Linked DNA regions of Homo sapiens: region 2 is linked to region 1. A link is an interaction called in ENCODE POLR2A ChIA-PET data of the cell type or tissue named here. Cell type or tissue: MCF 10A. All regions are shown on one strand. Each heading gives the region's core, and the rest is flanking DNA. Links, peaks and the distances in the headings are about the cores only.

Evidence for each region. Peaks named below come from ENCODE experiments on the same cell type or tissue, not always from the same donor. Only the 100,000 strongest peaks of a DNase experiment are listed, where the experiment ranks them.
Region 2: POLR2A ChIA-PET joins it to region 1 with 5 read pairs; 2 of 35 experiments call an interaction of 5 or more read pairs at or near these places.

Annotation. Positions count from the first base shown.
Region 1 is chr9:118,326,300-118,337,497 of GRCh38, forward strand. No RefSeq gene overlaps it. Among named protein-coding and RNA genes, the nearest start is that of LINC02578, 350 kb to the right of the region's middle. In MCF 10A, for the core only: no CTCF peak of the experiment used is centred there; a DNase peak (open chromatin) is centred at 5,582.
Region 2 is chr9:118,400,743-118,411,940 of GRCh38, forward strand. No RefSeq gene overlaps it. Among named protein-coding and RNA genes, the nearest start is that of LINC02578, 270 kb to the right of the region's middle. In MCF 10A, for the core only: no CTCF peak of the experiment used is centred there; no DNase peak of the experiment used is centred there.

The DNA of each region.
Region 1 (11,198 bases), core at 1,216-9,215:
ATCCTTGTGTGTAAACAAGTGGGAGAGATCACTTTCTTTCAGGAGGATTGGGAATGGCTCTATGAAGGGAGAACTTTATGCTGAATCCTGAAAGACGTGCTAGATTTGTGTATGTTTATTCATTTTTCTGTGCACTTCCCTTCCACTTGACAACTCATTTCTCTTACATCGCTCATACTATCAACTCCTACTTACGACACAAGGAGGACAAAGAGCCACCCTCCACAATCTTTCTGGTGGTTGATTATTTACCTTTTCAATTCTTCCCCAGCCTTGACTAACTTTGTCTATTCAAGCATTTCTCAAATAACTACTTATTTGACTCTTTTCCTAATCAAGGAGAAAAATACAATTCAAGGTGAACGGGACAATTTACTCTGTGTTGGTCTTTACGCTAGTATAGCTCAGATGGAAGAGGTCAGAATGGGACCAGAAAACGTAGAATAATACAGTGTTAGAATATTTTAAAGGTTATTTTTTGGAAAATAAAAAGGACCATTCATTGGAAAAGAGATTTTTTTTAAATAGATCACCCATTATTTATGTGCCACATGGGACAGCAGGGTGATCTCCATTTCGCATTTTTTTCTTTCCATGAAGATTTGGAGCACAACTGTAGAGACATGTGAAATGTTTCATGCATTACTGTGCTCAGTTCTGAATCTTCACTGAACTTTGTAATACACTTTTTTTTTTTATTAGGGAATGGAAACAAGGGACTTGAGTTTTATCTAGAAAATAGGCCAGGAGAGGTGGCTCACGCCTGTAATCCCACACTTTGGGAGACCGAGGCGGGTAGATCACCTGAGGTCAGGAGTTCAAGACCAGCCTGGCCAACATGGAGAAACCCCATCTCAACTAAAAATACAAAATTGGCCAGGCGTGGTGGCACATGCCTGTAATCCCAGCTACTTGGGAGGCTGAGGCAGGAGAATCGCTTGATCCCAGGAGGCGGAGGTTGCGGTGAGCTGAGATCTTACCATTGCACTCCAGCCTGGGCAACAAGAGTAAAACCCTGTCTCAAAAAAAAAAAAAAAAAAAAAAGAAAAAGAAAAAGAAAAAGAAAATAAACATATTTATAGAGATCAAAAAAGTAAATAATTTAGGATGCTTAGCTTTGACTTTCCAAATTGCATTTTTTTATGAGACATGCAAGATCTAAATATCTAAATTTGATTCATGTCATTGCCATAAACTTTTAAGTAACCTTGATCAAATTACTGAAAAGATATTTTAATTTTTAATATTTAACTGTGAAAAAATTTTGGGAAGCTGAAGCCTGAAACATAATCATGTCAATGACACAGTAATTTACATCCCTGAAAAGTTATCATAATAAATCATTCAAAATAAAGGGATATGTTGGAAACACCCTAAATAATCAACAATAGGAAAATGGGATTCCATGATATGGCAGATTGACCCAATGGATTCTTAAGCAGCCATTAAAATAATAATTAGGAAGATGAAATCATAAATGTGGAAATATTTATAATGTGATACAAACAAAAGGAAGAAAATGCTAAATTACATGTAAAACATAATTATAATTATGTAATTCACATTTGAACAAGAAGATAAAATCACCTGCTATATTAGAATGTATGTTTTTTGAAATTTTAATGCAAGTTTTTCTCAAATAGAGCCAGATTATTTCTTTGGTAGGGGCAAGGGGCATCTTGCCTGTTATAGAATGTTTGCTGGCTTCTATATTCTAGACTCCAGTAACACTTCCCCAGTTGTGACAAACAAAAATATTCCCAGACTGTGCCAAATATCCCCTGGGAGAGGAAAAATTACCTCCAGTTGAGAACCACTGTTGTAGTAAAATGCTTTCATTATTTTTCCAACATTATTTTAAAAAGAAAGAACGCCTATAAATAAAAGTGAAAATAATCTTTACCCTTGACCTAAAGTTCTCTTCAGCAACTTACTCAGAGAATAGTTTAAATAAGCAATGTTCTGCTTATATCAGACAAGGGAGTAAAGCCTTAATGCGTGTTGACCTGCTTGAAGATGTCAGCAAACCCTACCATTCCTCTGAGCACTTGCAAAATGGGGGAAAGAAATCAGTGCATGTTATGTAAGAATATCTTCTACTGACAGTGCAGAGTATTTTTATCCTGGTGAAAGTTGCCTCTGGGCTCTGAAACCCTCTGTCAGGGAGTAAAGAAAACTAATTGCAGTGAAAATATCTTTTTAGGCAACCTGCCTGTCACCAAATTCTATATGTAGGGGAAATGCACACTTCCTTTAGAAGATGTTTCAATGGAAGCCAAACCTCAGCGTTCTTTTTAGGGCTGGGGAAACTTCTACATAGTGTAGAAACTTTAGTACAATTCAGAAAATATTAAAATTTCAAGGAGCCATGGTACTCAATCACCTGGCTTGACCCCTTATTTTATATTCAGGGAAACCGGAAACCAGAAAAGTTAAGTCACTTGCCAGTTCAACACACCTAATTATTTGCACAGCATACAATTAAGCCAGGTCTTCCTAAAGTTTTTTATCCTTCAGGCACACTTTGTCCTTAAAGGGACATTTCCTATCCCTGCAATTGTATATCACTGAAAAATAATTTATTTATTTTAGATAACTACATCTTCCACCTTGCTTGACAGATGAGTTGGTCTTAAAATATATGGTAAAATTCAAACATTTAGTGAATAAACATTTATAGCGTGCTATGTGCCCAGCACTGTGCTTCAGAGTCAATTTGTAATATTAGAATAAATATGTAATACACATTTTCTGTTATTGTCCTAGCTCCACACATTCTGCTAGACATGCAAACACATTCAATCAATGCTGACTAGGGAGCCAGAAGAGTTAGCTTGGATCTAGATTTTTGAGGCTCTGTAACTGTACTCCTTAGAACAATTCCTCCATTCTTCTGCTTCAGCTCAGCTTTCCAGCTTTTCACGTTACCATGAGCCAACATACGTGTTAACGCATATGCAATAACCCTGTTACAAAAGAATTGTGATAACTGCCCATGGAAATCAGGCTTCTGGATTTGTCCTGCCACTTTGGTCTTTCCATGACGCCTTTGGGATGGACAAATCTCTGGATCTGGGATTTTTCTGGAAAATGATTTGCTGGAATGCCAAATAGGGATCAAAATGCTCTCTCATTGGAAACACATGAGGAAAAAAATAGAAACAGGAAAGAAACGAGCAAACAACAAGTGGCATCCATGGACCCTTAGCATTTTCTCTACACTGGGGTAGTGAAAGCTTCACTGGGTGGAGAATCAGGAGACTGATTATAGGTCTGGTTCTATGACTGTTGCAAAACTGTTAACCTCTAAGTATTCCCAGTTTCCTCATCTGTTTAATAGGAATAGGATTACTGTGCCCAGTAGCCAATGTGCAAGAGAAGAGGTGGTGACTAAGATAATAAGATGTACTATTTGTTGAAATGAGTGGCCATAAGAACTTTGCAAGCCGAGAATATTTAAAGGAAAGATTTCAATATATATGTTATTCAGACAATGAGCATCTATTTTATTTTTCTTTAAGGTAGACAGATACAACCAAATCAAATAAGTTTTTTTTTTTTGTCTGCATAGCGAGGACATTATGATGTGTACATTTAACTCAATGAGGCCTAGATGAATAGTGTCTTATTCCAATCAGATCATACAAATTAATGTTTAGGGATGTGGAAAATAACTGGATTGGAGAAAGAAAATGAACAAAATTTGAGTCAATAGTGCCTTAGGTTGAGCTTCCTAGAAGCAGAGTTTGAGTTGGGGATTGATGATAAGTTGCTTATTGAGGGAGATATCATACAGAAGAAATCTTTAAAGGAGTAGGAGAAGAAAAGGGCATGGGATGCCTCCAAACAAAGGTGTCTTTGCAGCTGAAGTCTAACTTCGAACCCAATCCCAGGGAATCTCAGGAGTATGAATTGTGTCTCAGGGCTGGTTTCACATTGTGGTTAGGGTGTTAGCCTTTTAATCTCAATTTATATCAGTCTTTGTCTTCAGGCACCCTGTGGGGAGATGTAAATGCCTATGTTTCTTCCAGCAGAGTGACTCCTGTTGGCTGAGGGGAGTAAACCGTGAGCCATTAGCATCCGACACTTACAGCATCTGGAGAACTGGTGCACCAGCCAGGCAACAGGAATCTGGGTTTGACATCCATAGCATCTATTAAATATCACAATACAAACTTCCTACGTCTTTAACCTTATCCCGTCTTCTCCCTCACTTTGCCAAGATTTGAACTTCCTGCAGATTTTTACAGACACTAGACATTCTTTTCCGCCCTTTTTGACCACAACATGAACTGAATATGAAAAGGTCCCCTTCTGCTCCTATTCTTCTCATTTGAATGTATATATCTTTCAAGGAAAAGATTTTGTTTGTCTGTTTGTGTGTTTGTTTTGGTTTTTGTTGTTTTGTTGTTGAGATAGGGTCTCGCTCTGCCACCCAGGCTGGAATGCAGGAATGCAATCTTGGCTCACTGCAGCCTTGCTCTCCCAGGCTCAAGCAATCCTCCCACCTCGGCTCCTGGAGTAGCAGGGACTACAGGGTTTCACTATGTTGCCCAAGCTGGTCTCGAACTCCTGGGCTTGAGCGAGTCTCTTGTCTTGGCCTCCCAATGTGCTGGGATAGCAGGCATGAGCAACAGCACCTGGCCAAGAAACGGTTCTTGACCTCCCAAATCTGTAGTGGCTATCCTTCCTTCTGGAGACAGATGCCTGAATTTATTTATTGTTGTATCCCTAGAGATTGGAACATCCCTGTATTTCTAGCCTGGAATGGAGTTGCCAATGAATATTTTGCCTTCAGATGGAAAGAAATAATGAATATTCTAATAATGTGAAAATATTTTTCTCCACTCAGCCTTAGTGCTTAAAGTTACTGTGTGAAGATAGTGGCTCTGTACAATGCAACTCTCTATTTTCTACAATATTTAGATCACTGTTTATTACAGGGTGGGTACTTACTATTGATTGATAGCTTATGATTGTTACTACTTTTTACCTTGGCTTAGGTGCAGTCTACATTTTTCAGCTAGGAAAGCAAATGTTTAATTATGGTTTTTAATTCAACTCAAAGTATAAAGTGATGAACTTTTTGAGTTGAAAGTCATCAAAATAGGCCTTGTTCTTAATGAAAAAATTGTCTCTACAGTTTATCTTGGGTGTACCTGTACAGTGTCTGCTGCTTGAAACCCTATAGCTTTGAAGAACTCACTGCTTCCAAGGAGAGGCTTCTCTGTCATTTAAAGACTCAGGAGTTTTAGCAGTTTCTCATATTGAATCAATATTTTTCCCTTTACCTTATGGGACTCTTTGGACAAAAATTAACTTCAGGATGCCATCAGAAATGTAGCGGACAGCAAGCTGGCATTTTTCTACTTTTGCCAGGGTGTCCTGCCCTCCCTGCAATTCTGACTGAGGGATCATGGGAGAAACTCTGAACTTGGGACTAGTTGGGGGCATAGAGGGAGTGTCAATGCTTGGCTGGAAGTTGTCCCTCAGAGCAATCATTGCCCAGTGTTTTTGGCTTTAGCTCAACCTGCCTACGTGACAGTCCGTCCTCACTGACTCAGCCTTCTATGTCCAGACAAATGATTCACTCCCAGTGCATTTTTCTGCTCTTACTAAATAGGCCCTCTAACCATCCCTCTATCTTTCAATTCCAGCTAACAGCTTGGACAGCAGGTTTTTTTTAAATATTACGAAGTAAGCATGCTTGGCTAGAGAAATCCTGCGGGCTTCTCTCTGCAAAAGCTTCCTCACATCACCCAGGCCCATAGAGATTGCTATCTTCTCTAAACTCATGGCAAAGCCCATCTTATACATACTATTTATTTATCTATTGACAAATTGTTTACTAGCCTCTATCATTTCTTAATTTTTAGCTAAAACATTTTAAGCACTAATTATAGGCCAAACATAGTGTTAAACATTTTGCACACATCATCTCATTTAATTTTCACAAAATTTTTGAAATTAGTACTATTTTAATTCAGATCTCAGAGAGGAGAAAATAGAGACAGAAAGAACTTAAATAGTTTGCCAAAAAACATACAGCTAGTAAGTGGAAGAAACAAAATTGTCCTCAGATTACAGGGTCTAGCAGGTAGGTCTCTTACCCGTTATTCTTATGCTAATGTATAGGTTGATACCTGCCTTTAACTTATTTCATGACATTTGACATATCACCTCATGTCTCTTGGCCTTATTTTCTTTACATTAAAAAATAAAAGAATATTTGAGTTCAATGTTTCCCAGTACAATTAATTGCATGTAACAACTATATTCTTTACTATAGGTCATATTAAGTAGGAAGGTAAGAAGATGGGATGGAACACACAACTCTCTCCAGTGGGGGATATGACGGAATAAAAAAACCCACTGATGGCACCTGCTAAAATCTTTATGTGCTTCTGCAATAGGAAAGCCAAGAAACAACTCAGAAAACTGATTCTCACTCATTTGTATGTACCAACATTCTCAATGATGTTATTTATTTCAGTTCTTAGACTCTCCCATACTCTGAACTTAGAAATAAATTGAGCACACTTCAAGTCATTAAATCCATTTGGGAACGAAGGCGGGAAAAGGAGAGAAGGCAAAGTTTACCATGTCACTGTGTGTGTGTGTGTGTGTGTGTGTGTGTGTGTGTGTGTGTAATAACTTTAAAGATAACTTCAAAACTTCCCATGATGGAGACTTCCAGTTATCTACTACAACATCCATTTTACACTTTCTTATTATTGCCTCCTGAAACACAAATATCATGAAAAAAGTAATGTAATTGGTTTGTTTGTAACTCAAAGGATAAATGCTTGAGGGGATGGATACCCCATTTTCCATGATATGTTTCTTTCACATTACCTACCTGCATCAAAACATCTCATGCATCCCATAAATATATACACCTAATATGAACCCACAAAATTGTCATTTAAACTCTAGCAGTTTTCTTGGTCTTAATGACGAGGGATTAAGGGCAGTGAGCTGCAGGAAGTAGAATTACTGAGGACTTTGTGGCTCTCCCATGCCAGTTTTGGACAGCCTACTTTCTGACATCTTGTAACAGATAAGCCTTAACTTGTTTAGTCCACTAAGCTACCACAATTTGGATTTTTTTTTCATTTAGGCTGCTAAATTAGCTAAGATAGGGCATAAAAGGGGAATTTAAAACTCAGCACTGAGTTTCCTAGTAGCTCAAGTAAAGAGGGAACTAGAAGAGTGTATTAGTGAAGGTTCTCCAGAGAAACAGAACCAATAGGAGATGATAGATAGATAGATGACAGATAGATAGATAGATAGATAGATAGATAGATAGATAGATAGATAGATAGATAGAGATAGATAGATAAATGATAGAGAGACAGATAGATAGTAAGAAAGCTAGCAGTGTAATTCAGTCCAAGTCTGAATGACTAAGAACCAAGGAAGCCAATAGTGTAAGTCCTGAAGTTCAAAAGTCCAAAATCCAGAAGGGCAGAAGAGGATGGGTGTCATGCCTCAAGAAAACAGATACCGAAAATTCACTCTTCCTTTAACTTTTTGTTCTATCTTGGCCCTGAAGGGATTGGATGATGCCCACTCACGCAGGTAAGGACAGATCTTCTTTGCTCAGTCTCCTGATTCAAATGCTAATCTCTTCCAGAAACACTCTCATAGACACACCCAGACATAATGTTTTGTCAGCTTTCTGAGCATTGCTTAGCTCAGTCAAGTTGACATGTATAAGTAACCATCACAATGAGTATCAGAAGATGAGTCTTGAATCATATAAATCTGATACAAAACAATATATCTTCTTTTTTAAATGAAAATTAATGAGGAATTATATAAGAGCCACAAAAGAAGATTTCTATAATCAATAATTCTCAAGCATCTAATGTCCCTTATCCACCATTGGTGACTTTCATGCTTAAGTGTAGTGACTACATGATGAGTCACAAAGGAAAATTATCTATTACAAAAGGGGGCACGCATACCCCTAATATTTCTCATAGTCCTGTCTTTATTTGATTTGTAATTTGTCTTATGGGCTAATTTTTCCATGGTCACAAGAGTCTGAATCTCTAAGAAACATCATATATTTCCATTGACATCTGATTCTCCCACAACAGGCAAGACCACAGACTATCTGTCCTCTTTTCCACTCTCCGTTAGTTATTCTTTCAAGTAGAAATCATGTTCTTTCATGAATAGTGGATGTACATTGAGAAGGAAAATTTAAAAAACAAAATAAAACAAAATCAGGATCCCCAACCCAATAGGGGTCATAAGTCAGAGATTATTGCTACAGGCACATGTGCCCCAAGTGTGGGTATTCCATCAGAAATGAATGGAAATATTCTTATAACAGGAAAGGAAAAAGGACATTTTTCTGATAATCATTGAATGATTTATTTTATTTGTTAAAGATTCTCCCCTCTACTCTCAGCAGAAACAAAGTGTATGATCACAGAAATCTAGATCTTCAGAGCTGCAAGGACACTTAGAGATTCTCTGGACTATATCCTACAGTTAAGCATTCAGAAATTGGGCCTGCATGACAAAGAGAAGAGTCAAGTTCTAGGAAATACATAAATTAAATAGAGAGCCAAAATTAGGAATCAGGCCTCCTGAAACGTAATTTCAGAAGGGCTGTTATAAAAGGATCTTCATATGTCACAGATAAGTTTTTATTCCTGACACATTGCCTAAGGATCATCATGGGTTCTCATTCTATATTTCACATTTGTTTCATCTTCTCTTCTTATAAAGTTTAGAAAAAATGTCAGAGAAATAAATAGTTGTATTTGATGAACACACTGTAAGATACGGAGGGTCATTTGTTCCACAGGTCATCATAGATATCCCTTCCCATGAGAGGAAATGGGACTCCTTTTAAAAAAGCAGGGCCATGTAATATTAATACAGTATCATGGTTTAGAGAAGGGGCTCCTATTTAAAATCTGGTTTTGTACTTATTAATAATTAAGAAATCTTGATTACATTATGGAATACCTTTGAGCCTCAGTTTTCTAGTATGTTAAAAAAAGGATTCAAACTACCCTGTATATCATAGGCTTTATTGTAAGAACAAAGAAGATATCTGTAATATGTGCAGCAAGAGTTTTTCATATAAGAACTTGATAATTTTAGTTAGTTGTTTTTATTTAAACAATATTCTCATCCTTGGGCTGGGTGGTAAGCCTTTTCCCCAGAAAAATTCATTAATTCACTCAAAGATTAGAGATTAAGGGTAATTAGAGCTCAAATCTTTTGGCTGCGGCTCATTCCTGGTACCTCAAGTAAAGAATGTGAGATACATTTCTGAATACACTTCGACTTCAAAGAAGATACTGAAGAAAGGAAAGTTTTCATGGATGAAATGGAATGTAAGTACCAACTCCAAGAGCACATAATTTGAATGGGGAAAAGAAGAAAGGTTGTTAGCATGAAAAAATCTCAGACTGACAATGTGTAAGGCATTTGAGGGGAACAGAGAAGATGTAGAATGTCATGAAAAGATAGCAGTAGGGCTTTAGTTATGATTTAATTCCACCCATTCATTTGATAAAGGACAAACCTGTCACCAGGAGAGGTGACGAGATATATCCAATAATAAAGTGTCCAGTCTCTTGATTTCTAGCTCATTGTATGACAGTATGCTATGGTTACTGACAAATAATATATGTTTTTTCATTTTCAAAGCCTCAGCAAATATTTTACACCATTTCTGGTGCAGAGAGAATGCTCAACAAATAGGGTGACTATGTAATTTATTGTTAAAATCAGGGTTAAAGGGGTTTCTAATTATAATTACGTCAGAGCAACTTCCATAAACTAGTACTATCACAGGCAAACTGAGATGTGTGTTTGTTGTATGAATAAATATCTGTCAATTAACTACAGATTAATTGCTAATTGTCCTGCTTTTTCTTAATGATCCAACTTCCATGTGATTTTCTGAGATTTCTTTGGTCTGTTGTTTGTCACCAACAAAATTTTTTTTTTCCAGAACAGAGCAGATTTTTAACATTCCTAGGTAACTGACGCATGAGGTAGATTAAGCTTGGCATTGATTAATCTTTTTGACCTGAGCCAAGGCCACTTTCCATAAGACCTTTTGCCCTCTATTACTAAACCCATTGTAAAATGTTTATCCAATTGACTATTTCTCCACCAATTCCCTCTACATTAACCTTATGGATTAACCTTTGACGTGCATTGTATCAAAAGTCTACTAGAAGTCTAAGTGAATTATATGCATGGTGACTGTCACCTCCTTTGAAAAATTAATCAACTTCATTAAGCAAGTGTTCCCTACGGACATCTATTGTTACAGGTCTCTGCAAACTGAGAGAGACAGAGGAGGCCAACTGCTATTGTGAAAAGATCTCTGGCTTGAGGATCTAAACCCCTGCACAGCCGTAGCCAGGGCTGTGACCTTGAGATATCTGCACATAATCTTGGTGAGGCTAAAGAATGCAATGTAATGATTGAAATGTGTGTTCTGAAATCACAAAAAACATGAACCCTCTACTAGATGTGGGACTTTGAGCAGGCTATTTCATTTGCCAAAACCCCAGGGTTTACATTAGTAAACTGGAGATGATAGTGGTAACTCCGTATTATTTAGGATATGTGTGTGAGAAAGCTCCTAACATTCCATGGTTTAAATAATATATTGGCATTGATGTACACCCCTTTCCATTATGTTTTTTACTAGTTGTTTTTCATGTGTTGAATTGTGTCTCCTCAAAAGATGTTGACGTTCTAATCCCAAGTACTTATGAATGTAACCTTATTTGGTAATAAGGTCCTTGCAGATGATCGAGTTATGATGAGGTCATTAGGGTGATCCATAAGACATTTTGATTGATGTCCCTGTGGAAAAAAAAAAAGCAGATGAGGAATTTGGATATAGAGAGAGACATGCACAGAGGAAAGATGATCCAAAGACAGGGAGAAAGCCATCTGAAGCCAAGGAATGCCTGAGGCCAGCAGAAGCTGGAGGAGGAAAGGAAAGAGTCTTCTCCTACCCTGATTTCTGACTTCTAGCCTCCAGAATTGTGAGACAATAAAATTCTGCTGTTAAGCCACCAGGTTGTGGTACTTTGTTGCAGCAGCATCATTAGAAAACTAGTGCGTTGTGCTAGAGAATATACAATTTAAGGATATACAATATATATTCTTAAATTTTTATTTAAAATTTTCCTTTTTAAAGTTTT
Region 2 (11,198 bases), core at 1,780-9,779, 75 kb after region 1:
TCACCAGGTTACTATCTCAACTCTGTAACCTGGAGAAAAATTTCTCAGCATTGTGAGGCTAGAACTCCAGATAGACTTACAACTTTATTCTAGTTTCACCCTTATTAGCAAGGTAACTAATCTCTTGGAATTTAAGTTTCTTTGTCTGAGGCAGGGGAACAAGCAATTTCCATCACAGAGTTTAGATGGGAGTCATTATCAAAATGCATTTTCAGTAATTTGTGCTATGTTGAACATATTAGTAAATACTATTAAATAATAGCTATTATGATGATGATTAATATTATTATCATTACTTATCTCTCCATGCCTCAGTTTTAACATTTAAAAAAGTGAATACCACTACCTAACTAGCAAGATTGGTGTGAAAAGCAAGTGAACTAATGATGATGAAAGAAGGTTTCGGTGGTTAGTCCAGGGGGGGTGATGGTGGTGGAAGTAGTTGCCCCAAGTACAGGCAATAAGGTGATGTGTCATCTGTGGAGAATTTAAATATAATAACACATCTGACTATTAATAAATTTGGTGTGCTTTAACAATGTAAGTGATTAAATACCTTTGGTGTGAATTTCTCCCACCCTCAGCGCAAAATATTATAAACTAAAATGGGCCAAACCAAGATGAGATTAAAAAGACACCAAATATAATTATATGCGCTTCACAACTTCTGAACAGTTACTCTAGTAAGTGCCAAGCTAAAAACCTCACCTGTTATTTCATTCGATCTGTAGGCTCACCCTACAAAGTGGATCTAAAAAAGATGAAGTCAGGGGTCCAAGGTCACAAAATGAATTGCAAAGTCTGCATTTGAAACAAGGGACTCTGACTCCAGAAGTAGACCAGTTTTGTAACAGTCCTCATCATGATTTAAAGAAGAAATGCCTTCCTCCCTCTTTCTTCCTGGGCAATGTGCAAAGAAGGAGGAAGCATCTCCCATGCTTGGCCTGGACCCTGTATATAGCCTGCAATTCTCCAACACAATCTTGATGGCTATCACTCTTGATGTGTCCTGTTCCTACTGAGCCACTGTCTGGATCTGACTCATTTGGTGATTTATGGACCATGTCAGTGCAATTTAGTGTCTTAATCCTCCTAGTCAAGGACTATCAAACGTCTTCTAAAACCTCCAATGTCCTTTAGAGGGAAAGAAGTAGAACTCAAATGTTAGCAGCTTTTGTGACTTTAGGTGAAAAAAAAAAAAATACATTGAGCAAAGTCCCAACAGACGTGGAAACCCAGGTCTGCAAGTTATTAGCTTTGTGACTTTGGATATGTCAGTTTCCTTCTTTGATCTCTATGTCACAATATCTGCCACCACTGGGCTTTTGACTTGTTTACAGATTTGTCTCTTTCTCTGGGCTGTGAACAACTACAATAATAAAACACACAATTTTATAAAGATAATTGTGTCTTTTTATTTTAAATTCTTAGAACCTAGACTATCAATTATGTGGCCAATAATTGATAGCCTACAAACATTTGATGAATAAATGCACTGATAAATTGAGTTAGAATAAGTCCTATTAAGACATTTGCGTGAAGGTTTTTACTGGGGTCTTAAGTTGCACACAAATCTGAATATATATGTGGGTAGTTCTGAGGAGTAAGTTCACAATTTCATCTTATTTTAAGAACCCCCACATGAAAATGTGAATGTAATTACATATTTTGGAATAAAGAAAATTATATTGTAAATTAAAGGCAGATTCTATGGATTGAAATAAGCTTAAAACAAAAGGATGTTTCAGAAGTACAGAATAAGATCAGATTTTTTTTCCAGGAAGGTAAATAATTTTACTTTGCATTCCTTTGGCTTTCTCTCTCTCTCTTTCTCTTTCTCTCTCTCTCTCTCTCTCTCTCTATATATATATATATATAGATAGAGAGATGATAGATAGATAGATGTAAATATATAATTTTAATTTATATATCTCAAAATTTGATATATATGTCAAAATTTTTAATCTAAAAGAAACCATAAAGTTTATTTACTTTGGCTCCTCGATGTTTTGCTGAGGAGATGGCTCAGAAAGAAGAAGGGATATGCCAAAGATCAAACAGCTCATCAATCTCAAATCTCCTGATTCTCTTTCGATACACAAAATCTTTTTCTAGCATTTTTTCCAAACAGTGGATATGTTTATTTCAGAAATATGTTACTTAATCTCAATATGTAAACTGAAATAATGGATTGTTCTTACTGAAGCAGGTTGTAGGGACCTGGCACTGAAGCACATTCCCTGAAGCACGAGATCTATAAATTCTAGTTTGAAATCTACTGGACTACTTTATGCTAGATTTCTTACTATTTTAAATGTAAATTAAAAATGCAAATCAGTTAAGAAACTCTTGCATGACCATTACATGAATAGACCCTTGCAGAAGAGAAATTGAATGATGTTGCCAGTCTAAAGCTCACCTTTAAGGACACAGAGGCACAGAATTCTCCCCCTTCCTCCAAGCTCTCCAGCAATATGTCCTTGCTCCCTGCATAAGCTGTCAGAGCAGACAATTGCCTGGATGGATGATGGATGGCATTTCTCAGATTTTTACTTACCCTCAGCGGTCTTTGGCATGATATATAAAATGTCTGTTTTTTGGTTCCTGTCTCAGTCTTTTCTTGCTTGCTTATGTAAGGGATGGCATATCTCACTTAGGGATTATTATTGTTCAGAGATACCATTTACTTGGTCTTCTCAGTCTTGGCACTAGAATGATGATGTAAAAGGTGTACTGGGTCCAGATCTACTGTTCTTTAATGGTACCCAAGTAGGAGACCCAGTGGGCCAGCCCTCAGCGGAGACCAGCCCTTCCCACAATGATATTTGTTTGGATTTGCTTTAATATTGCCAGTTGCAGGACAGGAAAACAGAAAGTCTTTTATTCTTATATACCACAAGAATAAATTTTCGAATAAGTTTTCTCACCATCTTACTTGACCCACTAAAAACCCTTTAATGGGCCCTTCTTGCACACATAATCAAGTCTAACTTCCTTTCATGGATTTCAAAGCTCTTGCACATCTCCCGCCTGCCCACACCTCTAGCATCCTTCTCAGCCACATCTCTGATTGAATCTTTTCCCAAGTCACTCAGAGTTTTCTTCTCCACCTTTAAGACATTGATTCTTCTTTATCTCCAGGCCTGAATATGTGCTGCTTTCACTACTTGAACACTTATTTCTGCTGTCTCTGCCTCCCTCTTTCCTCTATTCATAGATTCAACTTCACCTCCCTCAAGAGGCCTCCCCTGACTCCGGTGGAGCATGTTCAGGGCACGTTTTTGTACTGTTCCTACCAGATTGCTTAATACATTCATAGAAAGGGATTGTTTTATTGTCTGTCTTTCTTATAGCTGTAAATTTCATGAGCACAGAAAATATGCTAACCTAACTCATGTTGGTGTCCCCAGAGTACCTCTCTCCCACCTAAGAGCCCTGAGAAGTAAAAAACAATATATGTATATTTTGCAGAGTGATCTTAATCTGGAGTATTTTAATAGAGTATCTTAATCTGTTATTGAGAATAAAACCTAATTAAAATTAAAGTGGGGACACTCAGGGTCAGGACCAGAAAGAAACATTTGACGGAAGCTGCAGACCATGATCAGAAAAGCCAGGTGTTGATAGCGGCAGGTTGAAGCTATCATTTCAAAACAAGGAGAAGCCAACATTTCAGATCAGGAAGTGACAAAGAAAAACGGGACTCCAAACTAAGGAGCCAGGATAGAAAATGCAGCTACAGGCACAAGTACTACATTAAACGGCCTCATCTAGTGTCTGGTTGATTCTATCACACTGCATCTCTGTTAGCTGGAATTGCTTTTATTGGTTCATGTTAGGTGTTTCCCAAGGGGACATACAGGCCCCTCTCAATACCTGATAATAACTTGTAAGGCCTATGGTCAGACACTGTGTGATAAAGATAATCAAGGCCATATTGGTGTAATTCAATTGGCCTCATCAATTGACTTAACTTTGCCCTTGTGGGGTCCACCTTTCTAAATTTAATGTCCTGAGAGTGACTGAGTACAATATACTAGTCTTGAATTATAATAAAATGGGGGTTTTCCTCCTCCCATCAGAATTTTGTGTATCTATGTGTATGTGTATGTGTTTTCTTTCTATTCCCCCTTAGAGAGCTTTCCACATATTGAAAATTTTAGGGAAATAATCTAATTAATTTTTGCTATAATGTATCCTGGATACATTGCGGATTTTGTTTAGTGATCAGTATATTTCACATATTAGGTTCCTTCTAGACTTTATACTTACTACTTTCATGATTCTGAACTCAAAGCTTTTCTTTTCAAAAGTAAGTTTATCAAATGACTGGTTTCTTTGGCATTGTGTCGGCAAAACCCTTAGTAGCTATTAATCCAAGACTTTTCCTTTTCATTTTAAAAACTCATGTTTCTCCAAGGAAAATTCAATCCACTTAATCCTCATTGATTGGCATTTAGTGCTGCAAGATGATGTTTTGTGAGAACTCTGGGTGTCTAACCAGCAGTTTGATCAATTTGTTATGCTTCTTGTCATGCTAATCTTATTTTGCACCTGGAAGACATGTTTCCCTGAAGTCTTCTAACTTTGTTTAAAACCAGTGCCATCTTTGATTTGACAATGAAGAAACTGAGGCATGAGCTATTGACTGTCCTGTATTATTCTGTGTTATTCACAACTCTGTGCTACAAAAATTCCTACACAACCAAATCTCATCTTTTTCTTTAAATAGAAAACGTGTCTTATTTTTATTTAAAACTGGCATATATTTTTGTGACCTTGAAACACTCATTTTGGTTTCAAGATCCCTGAGCTTTAGTTCCCTTTCCTGTAAAATGGGGAAAATAATACTTAACGTAAAGGTTTTTAATAAAAATGAGTTAAAATGATTTATGAAAAAGGACCCAGTGTAGTGCCAGGAATATAATAAATGTTCTGCAAATACATATATATTTGAACCCTCCAGACAATATTGATGAAATCTGCATCAGACATGGAGAATGCTGTCTTAGAAAGTTCTGAGTGTCTTCACTACTCTTATACTTCTGTCTTTATTCTCACCTGCAAGTTATATTTGCAGAAAATTTATTATATTCCTGGCACTACACTGGGTCCTTTTCCATAAATCATTTAAACTCATTTTTATTAAAAATAAATATAGTACATATATTCATTCATATAGAATATAGAATATATATAGTGTGTATAGAGTGTATATATACAGTATATATAAATAGTATAGCATATGTACTATACTATATATGCTATATAGTATACTATATATATAATACTGTATTATATATGTATACTATATTCTGGGCTATATATATCATACATAAATATATATATTATATATTTATACACTAGACATTTGAATATCTAGGGTTTTCATCATGTATTTCAAAAGTCCACAGAGGGTCTAAAGCAGAAACAGTTAACTGAATAGCCAAGAAACTTTAAAAGAGCTGGAATTGACTAGGTGGTTGGGTACTCAGATAAAACAACAAAGAATTTATCTTGAATTCTCTCTATATTGACCTTAAGAGGGAGTCCTAGGGATTAGAAGACATTTAATGTGGCAGGCATTTATGAATGAGTAGGTTTGGGGAATTGCTTGACTCTCTTCTCCCAAGTACACACCCCCAAGAGTAAAAGAACATTTATGTTTCTATGTAGTTTACTTTTTCACATGTAAATTCAACGGCGTGACTAAACTAGTTGCCATTTTCTATTTGGCTACCACGAAACTTAGGGAAAAAAATGAGGGAACATTATTACCAGATGTGTGGTTTACAAGAGTCTAATGTTTATCCTCATTTGTTGTTCATCCATTATAAATACTATATTTCAATGTTTTATATGTCTTTGAATGCAACTCTAAAGCAGCACACCAGCATGGCACATGTATACATATGTAACTAACCTGCACATTGTGCACATGTACCCTAAAACTTAAAGTATAATAATAATAAAATAAAAAAAGAAGAAAAAATAAAAAAATTAAAAAAAATAAAGTTTTCTTATAATAATAATGTGTGCATAAAGAATGAATGGTTAAATCCCCATCTAAAATACTAGTTTGTACAATATCATCTCTATTTAGTACCTAGTCTTGTAAAAGTACATAATTCTTAAATCCCAGCTTATATTGTTATAAAGACATGTGAATGGATTTTGTAACTTATGGGCAGTTCTATAGATAGACTCTCAGAAAGGACTAGAACAAGGATTCCAAACATATCTGTGTATTGAAATTATTCAGAGAGATTTTAAAATACTGATGTCTGTGTCCCATCCTCAAAATTTGTGATTTCATTAGTCTATAGTGCAATCTGGGCTTTAGAGTTTTTAGAAGATACCCAAGTAATTCTAATAAACATACAGATTCAGAAACCACTGGGTTTGAAGCAGAGCCTAGAAAGGCTCCAGGATTATTTTTCCTTATTTCATCACTACATTTCTGTTTGAATTTTTTTATCTAGACCAATGACTTTTTAGGTCTTTTGCTGGAATGTTTAAAAACACGGCCACAGCCCAGGTCCCAAATTTTCATGTTGTGAGAGTAATCATAAAGGGATTACTAGTCCTAATTCCAAATTCCAATGACAAAAGACTGAATTGTCTTATCATGAGTCTAATTGTTATCCTATAGACCAATAAGTCCTGAGATCGTGAGCAGAACTCTATAAACATGGATACTAGTGGCCCAGTCCCATGGGTGGAGAAGGCATCTGTTTCCAAAGAAAGTAGAGTTACAGTGAGCTGGGAAGACACCAGTGAAAAGTGTATGTATAGGGACCCTATTAAAGCTCACAAAATAATCCTGAGATTGACATCTTCCCTTATTTTCTAAACGTGAACTCCTCATCTATCTGCTGTGTTATCTGCAAATTAGCATCACTCTCCATGAGAATTGAAATGATCACAAAAGGCATTTACTTAGTGCTTATTAAGGACTAACAATGCACTAACATTTTAGGTAGTCATTTCTTGATATCCTCACAAGATTCCTATAAGTAGCACTAGTATCTCATTTTAAGCATGAGTAAACTGAGTCATGAAGATGTTAATATCTTATCCAAAGACACTCAAATAAAAAAATCGCGGTATCAAGTTTTAAAAGAGGCTGGCTGATACTGGAGCTGCAGTTGTTAACTGTTACAGTGCCATGAAAACAAATATCCCCTTCTCAGAGATAGCCCCAGGAAAACTCAACTATATACCAGTGGTAACTGAATTCGCCAAGTCACCAACATCTGAAATGCCCATGATAACCCAGATAGCTTCCATAACAGGGGATTGGACCAGCTCTTTCAACCAGCCTCTAAGAGCCAATTGACTTATTCAATTTGAAACATCCATGATTGAAGATAATGTAGGCTCAAAATACTAGGGTCTTGATATACTTGAAAGTAACCAAGTCAATTCCCAACCTCGTTTCCTACACTACCTTCTCTTTATTCATTTTGTAGCACAAAAGCCCAGAGGCTCAATGAGAGCAAGTCACTTAACCATTGTCATGGAGTAAGCGATTAGAAGATTCTTAAACATTAACAAAAAGTCACTATGAGATAAAAGCAGTTCTAACTGATAAATTACCTTGAGTGCAGCTTTGACACTGAGGTGTAAAGATATTTATTTGCCAGAAAATTAACACAAGCAGAATTTGCCCCCTAGTTATTTGAGGAAGCAAATTCCAAATTAGCCCCATGTATCTAATACCCATCTCTGGAAGAGTTTACACTCAAGTCCTAGGGCTCTTTCCCCATTTGCTTGTACAGCGGATGCCCTGCATTTAGCTGTCTGTTGCAATATTTAGTAATTAAATGCTAATTCATTGGTGTGCTCCTTCATTTACTTTCTAGTTGTTTTCTTATAAATATTTTTATTACTTTCATTAATAATTAAAATTTATCTAGCAGTTTCCAAAAACATTTCTTCGCTGGAAATAAACAAGAAATAACAATAACTGTTACCACTCTAGTGTATGGAGCTGTTCTCCTCTCTCTGTGCTTATCTCATCATGTTTCTAAGATTTATTGGAAGAACTCCCCATGTTTTCATTATATCAAGCCCACATCCCTGTTTATTGATTTAAAGTGTGTCTCATGGAGGTAGTCTCTTCAATTCTCCTGCCTGTAACCGTAGGTGGCTATTGTGTGCCTTCCAATAATAATGTGTTACTATCTCTCACTACCCTTTGATCGAGGTGCTCTCCTTGGAGTCTAACTTAAGTGATTTTAAAAATTTTATCCCCAGTAATGAGTGTGATGTGAGTAATAGCCATACTGATTACCTAACTATAAAATCAGGCAACATGTGAGTATCTCGTCTCTTGCAGATTACAAAAGTGTTAAAAAAAAAAAAAAAGCGGCAACTGGAAATGATGTGGCATCATCAACACTGATTGTATTCTATAAACTACAGTTGTGCTTGCTCCCTGAGAGTTTAATATCTGTTCATGGACACCCACAATTAGCATATATAAATAACCTGATCATCTCTCTAAATCACTTAACCTTATTATGCATATTGAACTGTACTACTAAAGATTTTCTACATTCTTCTGCCCATATGAAACCTAACTTTCAGACCTACATTGAGTGTTCATGCCTCAGTGATTATGGGTGTTTATATTAGGTTTTTATATTAGGTTTATATTATAATACTATCTCATTTTGTCATCACTTCCTATGGCAGAAAGTGCTAGTTTTCTACCAAAATTTATTCTCTCATTCTTTACAATAATGAAGTTCAAGATGGTTCCATGGCCATTGTCTTAGTCCGTTTTCTTCTGCTATAACTGAATACCACAGACTGGGTAATTCTAAATAACAGAAGTTTTTCTGGCTTATGGTAATAGAGGCCTGGAAGTCCAACAGCATGGTGACAACATAAGCTATGCCTTTGGGCTGCATCCTCCCACGGTGAAAGGGCAAGTGTATTAGCTTGTTCTCACATTACTATAAAACACTACATTAGACCAGGTAGTTTACAAATAAAAGAAATTTAATTAACTCACAGTTCTACAGGATTTACAGGAGGCATGGCTAGGGAGGCTTTGGAAACTTACAATCATGGTGGAAGTTGAAGAGTAAGCAAGCACATCTTCACATGACAGAAGAGAGACAGAGAGCATGAAGGCAGAAGTGCTACACACTTTCAGACAACTAGATCTCATGAGAACTCACTCACTATCATGAGAACAGCAAGGGTGACATCTTGATTTCCCCCATGATTCAATCACATCCCACCAAGTCCCTCCCCAGCATTGGGAATTACAGTTCAACGTGAGATTTGGGTGGGGACACAGAGCCACACCATATCAGCAAGTGAGAATACAAGACAGAAAGAGGAAGGGTGGAAGCTGACAGGAGTCCACTCCTGTCATTACTAACTCACTCTCATGATAACAGCACTAATCCATTCATGAGGACAGAGCCTTCATGACCTAATCACCTCTCAAAGGTCCCACCTCTTAATATCATCAAAATGGCAATTACATTTCAACATGAATTTTGGAGGGGACATTCATACCATAGCAGTTGTTAAGCTAGAAACTTCATTTACTAGAGACTTGCAGCTGGGGATGGCCATGGAAACTAGGCTATTTCCAAGTGACTGTAGTCAGAAGTTATGTGTGTGACTTCTGCCTCCCTGAACTTATATAAAACTAATCTATCATAACTGCACATCTTTCTTCTCCTGCTGGCTGGAACATGGTTGAGCCTGTGACCCCGCTCCACAGGTATAAACAAGGACAGCAATAATAAAATAGCAAGAAGTTTCAAGCAACCCAGGCCTCTATATTACTTCAAGGAATAGAGCAATTCCCAACCTGAAATGCTACCTCATGATGCTAGATGCGAGATAAATAAATTTTCATTTTCTTGATAACTTTTTATGTTGGGGTCTCTTTCTTGCAATAGCCAAACATTTACCTTCAATAGTGCACTCCTTCATATAAGAGTGCAGGATAAAAACATATTTTGATAAATATTTGATAAAAACATATTTTAACCAACTTAACTGACTTTATGCTCACACAAATGATGAAAGACATTTTTATTTATCTTTTTTTTGGTAGGGATTAGAAAACTGAGGCTCATAGACATTCACTGATGCGCACGCTGCGACGCAGTGAGAAATCTGGAACTTGCAGTACTTCTGACACCAAGCCCAAAGGTCTTGCTCAAATACTACATAATCTCTGCCCTGATAAATTGCCATGTACATTGAGATTTGCAAAGCAAAATGACAGTTTTCTATCTCAGATGAGAGACAGAAATATTAATTATAGAATAATTATATAATCAGCAGTGGTACTGAGTATAAAGTGAGATAATTATAAGGAATGTAGGGATAAAATTTCATGAGGGCTGAAAGGTAGAAGAGGCTACCTTTTTTAAAATAACTTTTACTTTTTTAAAGTTCATTGAGAAGATTCAGGTAAAGCTCTATAGAGAAGACGGACTTTGAACCAAGTCTCAAAGGATGTGAATTTACAATGAGGCATGGAAAATATATTTCAGGCAGAGGAGAAACTATAAAAAATAGGCAATAAAGCAGCCCAATAAATGCAGTTGTTTTAATGTTGGGAGGTAGCCACATTCCAGTAATATACTTGGAATTTCTGGACAGATTCAATCTTAAATCCTTCCTGTGGAATACTAACCATGAGACTCTGGGCAAATTGTTTAACTTCCCTCAGAGTCTTCTTTTTTTTTTCTGTAAAATGGGAGCAAGAAAGCCCACTTAGAAAAAAACCCTATGATATTATAATATGCCTTTTGCCCATTGTTACTCTATTAGCATGGCTAAACTATTCTAAGGCCTTTCTTCCTTCAAACTCTGACGTGAGTGCCTGCTTGCCCATATGCTGATTTAAGATTTTCTATCTAAGGGTAGGTAACACATGCACTGGATTCAGTTGATACAGGTACGAACTCTAATTGCTTTTTCTTGAATAAAGAAATGAATCAATATGAACAAATAAATACATAAAGTGATACATCAGGCTCAGCTTCCTATATAATCATTTTCATTTTTGCATTTTTATTTGTGAATCCACAAAGTTTCTTGCTTCATTTCCTTACATCTTTGCAAAGTCTCTGCTTGCAATATTATTATTATTACTATTATATTTGTTGTCTAACTAAACCAACCCCATCCTTTGCATAAGACACCTGAGTGTAAAG